Linked DNA regions of Homo sapiens: region 2 is linked to region 1. Evidence: read pairs that join two places in POLR2A ChIA-PET (ENCODE). Cell type or tissue: MCF 10A. All regions are shown on one strand. Links, peaks and the distances in the headings refer to the core of each region. The heading gives the core; the rest is flanking DNA.

The links. ChIA-PET counts read pairs that join two places held together with the same protein. Peaks named below come from ENCODE experiments on the same cell type or tissue, not always from the same donor. Only the 100,000 strongest peaks of a DNase experiment are listed, where the experiment ranks them.
Region 2: POLR2A ChIA-PET joins it to region 1 with 5 read pairs; 2 of 35 experiments call an interaction of 5 or more read pairs at or near these places.

The regions. Positions count from the first base shown.
Region 1 is chr3:99,503,629-99,509,014 of GRCh38, reverse strand. All of the region lies in intron 1 of LOC105374007 (a long non-coding RNA gene), which reads left to right. LOC105374005 (a long non-coding RNA gene) reads left to right here. Exons shown (of 5, transcript XR_007095985.1): 4 at 1,429-3,116. Among named protein-coding and RNA genes, the nearest start is that of COL8A1, 130 kb to the left of the region's middle. In MCF 10A, for the core only: no CTCF peak of the experiment used is centred there; DNase peaks (open chromatin) are centred at 2,854 and 4,564.
Region 2 is chr3:99,606,533-99,611,918 of GRCh38, reverse strand. No RefSeq gene overlaps it. Among named protein-coding and RNA genes, the nearest start is that of COL8A1, 29 kb to the left of the region's middle. In MCF 10A, for the core only: no CTCF peak of the experiment used is centred there; no DNase peak of the experiment used is centred there.

The DNA.
Region 1 (5,386 bases), core at 56-5,055:
TTAGGTTTTCTGCTGCTCTTGGCTTCTCAAGAATAAAGTCTGTGGCAAAAGTACAGAACCACCAAGGTTTGGAGTTGTCACTGCTGAGGATGGATGTGTGATATTTGAGGAGACAGTCTCAATGGGAGGAAAACAAGGCTACCCAGCTCAGTTGTTTATTTCCCTTTCTCTCAACCAATTTACTAAGAGAAGTGTCTGGATCCTCAGTATATTTGTCCTGTTGATTATTTTCCTTACAATGATGTTTCCAAAACATGATACTGTCACTTTTAATTTTCACCTCTCTCTTACCAGAGCCCTTCCACTCTATTCTGGGCACTAGCAAAGTCACTATCCCTGGGGCATAAACTTCTACTTGAATTGAATTGGCAACAGTTCAGGTATATGGAACCTCTGATTGTTGAGAAAATGTGTGCTTTTGTGTCATTCTCTCTAAAATCTTGTCCTTCTTGTGTCCAGAACATGGAAGAGCTATATTGTTAAAGTGACTTAGGTTTGCTGTTTTCCCTTTTTGTTTCCTTGCTTGAGAGTGTGGATACTGTTTGGACTGGAAGAACTCTCATTAGAGCTTGATTTGGGGGCTGGGCAGGGCTTGCTGGGGAAGCACTTATTTCCCTGTGAAGCTGGCCACCTTCCTGTTCAGAGTTCCCTTTTGGAATTTCTCTTTGACATACTCTTCTAACTTCTTCACTCCTGCTCTGGTTGGCAAGGCCCCATGAAATGTGAATATCCTGTGGGCTGCCCTTGTGTCTAGTCCTTGCCACTCTCTGCCACCCAGGTCCTATCAGGATCCAATCTCATGCCCCATAATAATGCTCCTTAGACGTGGTCTCATTTTCTTAGTTCTTCTGAAAGGACAGTTTAATCTGATAAGTAAATGTAAGGTAAGAAACTCTTGTAGATTTTAACAGCAGCCATCCAGAGACAGAGAATCTGCTATTGCTCTCTAAACTAACAGAGTATCTCCAAGAGGAAAATGGGGAGAGCTGGGGAGGGTATCCCACATTGAAGGAGCCTCCTTTGCCCACCCTGGCCTTGGGACTGCCCATAGCAGTTCCAGAACAGTGAAATTTAGACCTTGGGCTTGGGCTGCGTGTGGCTTTTTGTGTTCACTTGGGCCTCTAATGTCTGTATTTCATATCCCATTATCCTGAGCCTTGCAAGCATCAGCAGTTCTGTGGCTCTTCTGGTGAATGCTACTTGTGAATAAGCCTCTCAAATCACAAAATGGGAGGAACTTTCACTAAGGGAAAAAGCATGGGCAATATTTAGCCACTTCCCAAAGCCACTTGGAATATATGTTGATTTATTCTTAGGAAAAACAAGACTAGAACAAGAAGTTTATTGAACATTAAAATTATTTAAAAAGTTAATGAATAGCTGTTTATTAACATGCTTACCTCCTTCTTCACTTCTCCAAAAACAAAGGAGCGGTATTTATACCCCAGCAGGACTTGCTTGAATACAAGGAACGCCATCTAATGAAAATCCCATGCCGCAGGCTGAGCTGGAGGGAGCATCGTGAGTGGCTCAGACCCAGGCCTTCAAGGCAAGGGACAGACACCGTCTTACTTGGTTTGCGGTGGAATATCTGGAAAAAGCATTGGTTACATTTTTTGTAACCCTTGGCTAATGAGTCCCAGTCAGTGGAGGCTGAGCTAAACACCACACAGGCAGCAGACCATCAGCTCGCTTCTCATGAATGCAAAGAAGATGTCATGGAATCAGGTCTTATCTTTTCATGTAACCTGGCAGCTAATTTCTCCCTTAATTAGTTGTAACACCGTTTATGCAAAACAAAGGATTTTCTTATTTCCTTAAACAAAAATTGTGCTGGAATTCTAGAATTTATTTTCTAAGTATGTAATTAAGCACATTACAAAAAGACATAATTGCAGGTCAGAGATTTTCTAGTGGAGACTGTTACCCATGTTCTCAGGGTGTTGACAGGATACGCTTCATCTCCCTGGTCCTGCCCCCATGTTATAATAGCTAACAGTTTTTTGGTATTTTTAAGTTTGCAAAGAGTTTGGATATGCAGAATCTCATGTGGAGCTCCTTATTAGGATTAAAGGGGGAAGAAAAGAATCAGAGAGTAAAATTTTAGAATATTAATGCTTGGAGGCCTTTGGGGATCACTTAGTCTAGCATTTTCCAAATTGTAACCAGTAGAATACGAGTTCTAGAAAATGATATTTGAAAATAGAGTTCCAGCTGGGTGCGGTGGCTCATGCCTGTAATCCTAGCACTTTGGGAGGCCGAGGTGGGTGGATCACAAGGTCAGGAGTTTAAGATCAGCCTGGTAAACATGGTGAAACCCTGTCTCTATTAAAAATACAAAAATTAGCTGGGCATGGTGGCACGTGCCTGTAGTCCCAGCTACTTGGGAGGCTGAGGCAGGAGAATCACTGGAACCTGGGAGGCTGAGGTTGCAGTGAGCCAAGATCCCGCCACTGCACTCCAGCCTGGGTGAAAGAGTGAGACTTCATCTCAAAAAAAAAAAAAAAAAAAAAAGAAAAAAGAAAATAGGGTTCCAAAATGAAATGAGGTTGGGAAACCTGGGACACTGTTTCCCCTCCTGGAGATTTGCAGTTCATATTAACATATTATAGGCTTTGGGGATTCCCAAAATAAAAAAAAAAAAGTATTAAGTTTCTTTTAATGAAGCATTTCCTACTTTTATTTGATTATGCAGTATCTCCCCTCCCCTCATATATATATATATATTTAACATTTAAGGAAACCAAAGCCTTACAGTTACACGGTTAATTGGTGGCAAATCCTCGATTTCACAATTCTCGGGCTCCAGATTATTACATCACTTGCTAAGGTCTGTGAAGTACTCTGACTGTGACTCACAACCGAGGACTTGTGGAATAGTGACTGGGCCACGCGACTGCACTCTCTTAAGATTTTGGTTTGCCAAGTCATTCTGAATCTAATGATCTTTGGGTGATTCCCCAGACTGAGGAGGAAGCAACAGCAGCTGTGCATTGGGCCCACAGAAAGAATGGTTGAAGACTGCAGTGTATTTTGAGTTTCTGCTTTGGAGGGGAGGGTTGGTCCTGATGCCCACAGACGAATGGCCTCCTGGTTCCAATCAAGGCCAGCCCAAAGTAAGTCAGTGAAGAGGTGAAATGTGACTTCAGAAAAACTCTGCTCTTTTTTCATTTTACTATATAATCCTTGATATAAGTGTAACTACACTTTCACATCCTCAGTGCTTTTGATAAAAATTCTGCTCTGAGAGCTTTTATTCATATTACATTATAAGTGATTGATAACTACAGTTAAAGGTTAAAGTGTTTCCTATCCCACAGGGATTTCCATTCCACCCTAAACACTGTGCTAAAAAAAATAAAGCTCTAAGGGTGGGTCTCGAGGCGAGTGGTGAGGGAGAATTTTTTCCCCTACATGGGGACATAGGCTCTGAAAACCACATTGGATGGATACATATCCTTTTCATGCTTGAATAAAAAATATACATTTCTGGTCCAACCGAGTTTAATACACATCTTGACATTTTATTTTAATATTTCTAGTAAGATATCTTTTTTTTTGCAAGATGGAGTAGCCTTATTGAGTCCCTAGGGTACAATGTCACTTGATTCTTCACACATGAAGAATGTGGTTTCATTTTCTCAGTTCTCTGATAAGTAAATGTAAGGGTTCTCTCTCTTCTTTGAGGAGATAGGAGAACATGCTCAGTGCTGCATAGTACTATAGACTCATTAATTCCTTGACAGTGAGTAGCTGTCATATTCCAGACCTGGGGAAAGAGAGACACCTAGGTCATGGCTTCTGTCCTCAAAGAGATTACCTTCAAGAGGAAGCATTCATAAATTTATATAAACAGATAATAATAATTTGATAATTTCTATAATGGAGATCTATCCCAAGAATGTGGGAATAAATCTTCATGTTAAAATGTTTTGAGTTCTTTGACAAAGTCAAATCTGTCTGAAAAGTACTTTAATAGAACACAAATTTTATGCTAATTTTCAGGCCTTAAATCTAGGCCAAAGTCATGGGTAGTGCTTAACACATAAATAAGTTTCCTGTATGATGTGTGTGTGAGGTGAAAACCTTTTCACCCTTAACCTACTCCCCTCACTGCCATCATAAATGGTACAAGCTTTTAAGGTGACATTTGTGTTTAGTGTGGTCTGAAGGCCTTTGTTATTGGAGACAGGCAGCACACTAAGTTAGGGAAAACCTTGGATTTAAAAAATATTAAGAATTACTTGGACAGCCAGCAAATTCCTTAGTAACTTGCAATAGAAAAGAAAGGCTTAAAAAAAAAGAAAAAAAGGAAAATGTGGTCTTTAGGCCTTGACATCTCAATTAGCTTTTTCTAAAGCTAATCCACCCAACTAAGTTTACAACATATTGGTTAGGCACATCATCAGGAATTGAGATGGCAGGAATCATCTAAACTTGCTTAATCAGGGCCTTGTTGAATATCCCAGCAATGCAAAACCCTAGATGGCGGATGCAGGTGGTAACCAGTGTCCCTAGGAGTTGTGCAATGTGGAGACAGTATCCTGTCTATGAATGTCTTTGTTTACTCTGTGTCCCTCTTTTCTTACATCTGCCACATGTGAACTCATAGGGCATGAGTTCAAACAGTTGAATTCCAGAGCTATAAATGACGTGGATTCCCTCTGGGAAGCAGTATTGGAACAGTTTAACACCCAGTTTTTGAAACTGACATGTTTAGGTTTAAACCATGGCTCTGCCCTTTACTAGCTTGTGTGACCTATGAAATGGGGAGATTTATAACACTAACTTGTAATGAGATCATCTAGGCTAACCACTTAGCACCTGGCACAGTATAAATATACAAATACATGTTAATTGTTATTATAACCTTATCTCCTATCCCTCCATTTAAAAAGCAGCTTGGGACTCAGTAATGTGAAAAGATTTGTCTTACGTCTTTTGTGGCTAGTCAGTAACAGTCAGAATTAATTTAGTGTTGGCCTTAATTGAGCCATGTGATTTGCTCAATAGAATTTTATATTTTAAGCCACCTTTGAACAACCATATAGTAAGGGTCCATTTGATCTTTCTCCTTCAACTACTTTTCACACTTACACCATGACATTCTTTTTGCAAACATTTCAGTAGTTTTGGTATTGGGCTTTGAATTGGTAGCCTTAATATTCTGTTTTTCAAAGTCTGTTTTCTGTAAAGCTAAACCCACAGTGGACTGTGCTATTACTCTGCCCAGATTCCCTCAAATCCCTTTTACTGTTTATGTCTGTGAGCTTCCCCTCTTTTGTTTGTTTGATTTTCTCCTAACAGTCCTCACTTGCAACTCTTCTGGAGCTGTGCAGACAGCCAGAAGTGTCCGGGATTTTGTGTTCCCCGATCACTCCACTCC
Region 2 (5,386 bases), core at 320-5,319, 100 kb before region 1:
ACAGCCACCCTCATACTCAATGGGCAAAAGTTGGAAGCATTCCCCTTGAAAACTGGCATAAGACAAGGATGCCCTCTCTCACCACTCCTATTCAACATAGTATTGGAAGTCCTGGTCAGAGCAATCAGGCAAGAGAAAGAAATAAAAGACATACAAATAGGAAGAGAGGAAGTCAATTATCCCTGTTGGCAGATGACATGATTCTATATCTGGAAAACCCCAGAGTCGCTGACCAAAATCTCCTTGATCTGGTAAACAACTTGAGCAAAGTTTCAGGATACAAAATCAATGTACAAAATCACTAGCATTCCTATACACCAACGACAGCCAAGCGGAGAACCAAATCAAGAAGGCAATTCCATTCACAATTGCCACACAAAAAAATACCTAGAAATACAGTTAACCAGGGATGTGAAAGGTCTCTACAACAAGAATTACAGCGCTTCTCAAAGAAATCAGATGACACAAACAAATAGATAAACATTCCATGATCATAGATAGGAAGAATCAATATTGTTAAAATGACCATACTGCCCAAAGCAATGTACAGGTTCAGTGCTATTCCTATCACATTCCCAATAACATTCTTCACAGAATTAGATACAACTATTTTAAAATTCATATGGAACCAAAAAAGAGCCAGAATAGCCAAGGCAATGTTAAGCAAAAAGAGCAAAGCTGGAGGCATCACTTATCCAACTTCAAACTATGTTATAGGGCTGCAGTAACCAAAACAGCATGGTACTGGTACAAAAACAGACACATAGACCAATTAAACAGGATAGACGAGTCAGAAATAATGCCATATACCTACAACCATCTGATCTTCGACAAAGCTGGCAAAAGCAAACAATGGGGAAAGGACTCCTCATTCAGTAAATGGTGTTTAGATAACTGGTTAGCCACATACAGAAGAATGAAACTGGACCCTTACCTTATACCATATACAAAGGTCAACTCAAGATGGATTAAAGACTTAAATGTAAAACCTCAAACTATAAAAACTCTGGAAGATAACCTAGGAAATTCTATCTTGACTTAGGACTTGGCAAAGATTTTAGGATGAAGACATCGAAAACAATTGCAGCAAACACAAAAATTGAGAGATAGGCTCTAATTAAACTAAAGAGCTTCTGCACATCAAAAGAAACCATTAACAAAGTAGAGAGAAAACCTACAGAATGGGAGAACATATTTGTAAACTATGCATCTGACAAAAGTCTGATATCCAGCCTCTATAAAGAACTTAAACAAATTTACAAGCTAAAAACAACTCCATTAAGAAGTGGGCAAAGGACATGAACACACACTTTTCAAAAGAAGACATACATGCATCTAACAAGCATATGAAAAAGTCCGATATCACTGATCACTAGAGAAATGCAAATCAAAACCACAATGAGATGCCAGCTCACACTATTCACAGTGGCCATTAGAAAAAGGCCAAAGAATAACAGATGCTGGCAAGTTTGGGGAGAAGAGGAAACACTTATACATTGCTGGTGGGGGTTCAGCCTCTATGGAAAGCAGTGTGGCAATTCCTCAAAGAATTTAAAACAGGATTACCATTTGACCCAGTAATCCCATTATTGGATACACACTCAAAGGAAAATAAATTGTTCTACCATAAAGACACATGCAGGCATATATTCATTGCAGTACTGTTCACAATAGAAAAGATGTAGAATCGCTTACAGTGAGCCGAGATTGCGCCACTGCACTCCAGCCTGGGCGACAGAGCAAGACTCCGTCTCAAAAAAGAGAAAGAAAAGATGTAGAATCAACCTAAATGCCCATCAGTGGTAGACTGGATAAAGTGGCACGTATACACCATGGAATACTATGCAGCCGTAAAAATGAATGAGATAATATCCTTTGCAGCAACATGGATAGAACTGCAGGCCATCATCCTAAGCAAACTAACACAGGAACAGAAAACCAAATACAGCATATTCTCACTTATAAGTGGGAACTAAATAATGAGAACTCAGGGATATTAGGGGGTGAACAACAGACACTGGGGCCTACTTGAGGGTGGAGAGTGGGAGGAGAGAGATGATCAAAAAAATACCTATCAGGTACTATGTTTATTACTAGGGATGATGAAATTATCTGTACATCAAACCACTGTGACATGCAGCTTACCTATATAACAAACCTGCACACATACCCCTGAACCTAAATAAAAGGTAATAATAAAAAGAGAAATTAAGGGATATAAGTAAGCATGATCTGATTCACATTACCATGAAGCTCTAGCTCCGTGAGTCTAGAGATCCTGGTTCCCACAAGGGAAATTCTTTCACCTGGGATCACAGAAAGCGTTCAACCTAATTTAAAACTACATCCCTGGTGGCCTAGTGGCTAAGAGAAACCAAATAAAAACAAAACTATAGCTGACACCTGGCATTGTGGCCTACCAGCAGGCAAAGAAAGGAATTGTCTATTGGGAAGGCTAATTTTGACCCTTTTCACCACTGAAGTGGTAAAATTACTGCCATATGAAAAGGCAGGGAGGAATACGTTTGGCACTTAGATGATCCACTGGGCCAGTGGGATATCTCTTGATAAAGTGACACCCAATCTCAATTGTAAACTGGCAAATGAAACAATAAAGGCTTGCTAACAAGGGGCTTTGACTACTCAAGGATGAAGGCCTGTGTCTTCCCAATAGCTAAGTCACCTAAATTATCAGAAGTGTTATCAGAAGGGGAGGAAATCTAGAAAGGATGGAAGAAGAGGAAGATGTATATTAGTTAAGGTCTTGAAACCTATTTCAGCAGGGAGGCAGAAGCTCATCCCCAGTAACTCTCCTCCTGTAAATTTTACTGGAAATTGCAACCAACCAGAACCCTGAAGAAGCAGTGACCAGATGGAGTATATTTAAAGTGAGAAGCAAGTGGACTAAGCTGTGTAAGTGATGGCTAGAGAAGATACTGTTGGTACCTTGCCCAGATTCCCTTTACTAAGGGAGTACACCCAGCCTCCAGCTGTTGGAGATGCTTGCTGCTCTAGTGGCTCACACCTGTACACTTCCTTGAAAGATTGTCCTTGGCAAAGGGGAGCTTGTTGGTTCAGAGATACATGGGAGATCACACTTCTCTCCCTCTGCCTGGGGCAGACCTGTAACTGACTGATGCAGTGGTGTAATAGCCCGGCATTCTTTTGTCTGGAAGGGATAACTTTTTGGTACTATTTATCCTCCAGCACTCTTTGTGGGATCGGGCTGAAGCTAGACTTCTCTGAAATCACATTTTTGCCTAGCCTTTTCTTATGCTCTAGCCAACATCCTTCATTTTCCTATGAGTTTCTCCTGAGGGTATTTCATCAATACGTCATTTACGCAGGAATCTCCATTTCAGGCTCTGCTTCTAAGGAACCTGACCTAAGACCTTTCGAGGCACTTGAGATTGTATTCCTCCATAAGCTTAGTTACCACCACTCCATTAGTTATCCAAAAATTTGCTGAAATTTCTCATACTCTGATGTTGTCTTTCTCATAATTTTTTTGTTTTTTAGAACTGATATCTTTTTATTCCTCTACTGACATTGTAGCACATTTTTTGGAGAGAATAGTTACATGCATATGGTCAATCTCATAAGGAAGTTTAAGTTGTCTGTATATAAGAATTTAGGTTTATTCTGTATTTTCTACTAAATATACCATTTCCACTAAAGATACGAAGGACTCCATTAAAAATTTTTTTTGATAAGAAGACAATGAAACAGTATTAAACAAGACTGTCAGAAATTCCAAGAATAGCATGTTGGGGTGAGGTCATCCATTTTGCTTTTGGTTTAGTGTTTTCAAAAACACATTTCATTTAATAGAGTGACATGTATGAAATGTCTACTTTGATCAGATTTACTAATCTCTAAAACACCAAATTCCAATACCTTTGTTAATGGGATAGAACTAGAGTTATAATTACAAACCTCGCTAAATTTTCACCAACTTTGTTTAATTTGTTATTGTTTTCTTAAAATGTTTAATTGCCATGGTCATATTTCTTGGCTTGCAACCAGTGTGTATGTGTATAAATATCTTTAATGATTATGTGATGTAGGTCAAAATGACTCGATGATGACCAGCCAAAAACCTACTTTGATTCTTAAAGAATGTTGTCTCCATTATTTGTAGGCCCATCCCTACTGCATTGTGTTGTATCTATTTGTGTATGTCTTATTTCCCCTACAGAGTTGAAGGCAAGAGCTATGGCTTATTCATCTTTCTATCTCCACAGTGTTTATTACTATTCGGATACATTGTAGATACTCAACTGGGTATTGGTTTAAAACAAAACAACACAAAACAAAAAACAAAATACTCAGCAAATATTTCTGTTTTGAGAAATTTCTTATAATCACCAATGACTTGCAAATTGGTTGTGGTATCTCTATCTTTAATCTCTTGCAGGCAAATAAATGTTTTCCCTTGGGTCTCCATACACATTCTTGTTGCAAATAAGACTGGATCAAGGATTGTGGCACAGCTGGTTTGAGAACCAGCTACCAACTCATAGCTCAATTGAAGTCATTCTTGGTGCAGCTGGCTGGCTCACAGTCACTCAGTTTCACTTTGCAGAGGTGCACACTATTTATGTTCTTCCTCTCACATCTGCAGAACTGCTTTTAGAGTCAATGAGAATTACAGGGTTTTAGCACACTGGAGAGGTTGTATAGGATTTTATTTTGTGCTTTTTTTTCTTTTATTGCCAGAGGACAGGATTAATATTCGGGTGATACACAAATAGTGTTATAGAATCCACATAATCAAATAACTTCACAGTTGGGAAGGACTTTAAAACTCACTTAGCTGAATGCTCACCAGCTCTATTTTAAGCCTAAGAAAGGTGATACTTAAAGACTTGAAGTTACTTGACTAGGTATAACTACTGTTGAATGTAGGATTAGTGATGTTATCTCAATGCAGGTGTACTTTAGGAAACTGATGCTCAGTTGTTAGACATACTAAAGATCGTAATGGATTTCTATTGTATTCAATATCTTAAAATCTCGGTTTATTGGAATATTAGAAGTTAGTATTGTTTGGTTAATTTTTGCTGTAATGTTAAGGGACAAAGCTTTTAGTATTGAAAATCATTCTAACATACATCAATGTATGCTCCTACTTTGGTATCCATGAGGCTATGGGGGCCATTTTAATCCTTAATCAGTAAATAATAGACTATCCTTGGTTTAGAATTGTTTGTGTGAGATTTGAATACATAGAATCCTGATCCCAGGACATACAGGAATACCTTTAGAGCAAATTCCTTATGTAAGTTTGTTTTAATGACTTAATTTGTCTGACAGAAAGTTGAAAAAGTTTAAAAAGTTTGGACTATTTGAAAGCTAGAGCTAAGTAGGTTCTGCTAATTTAACA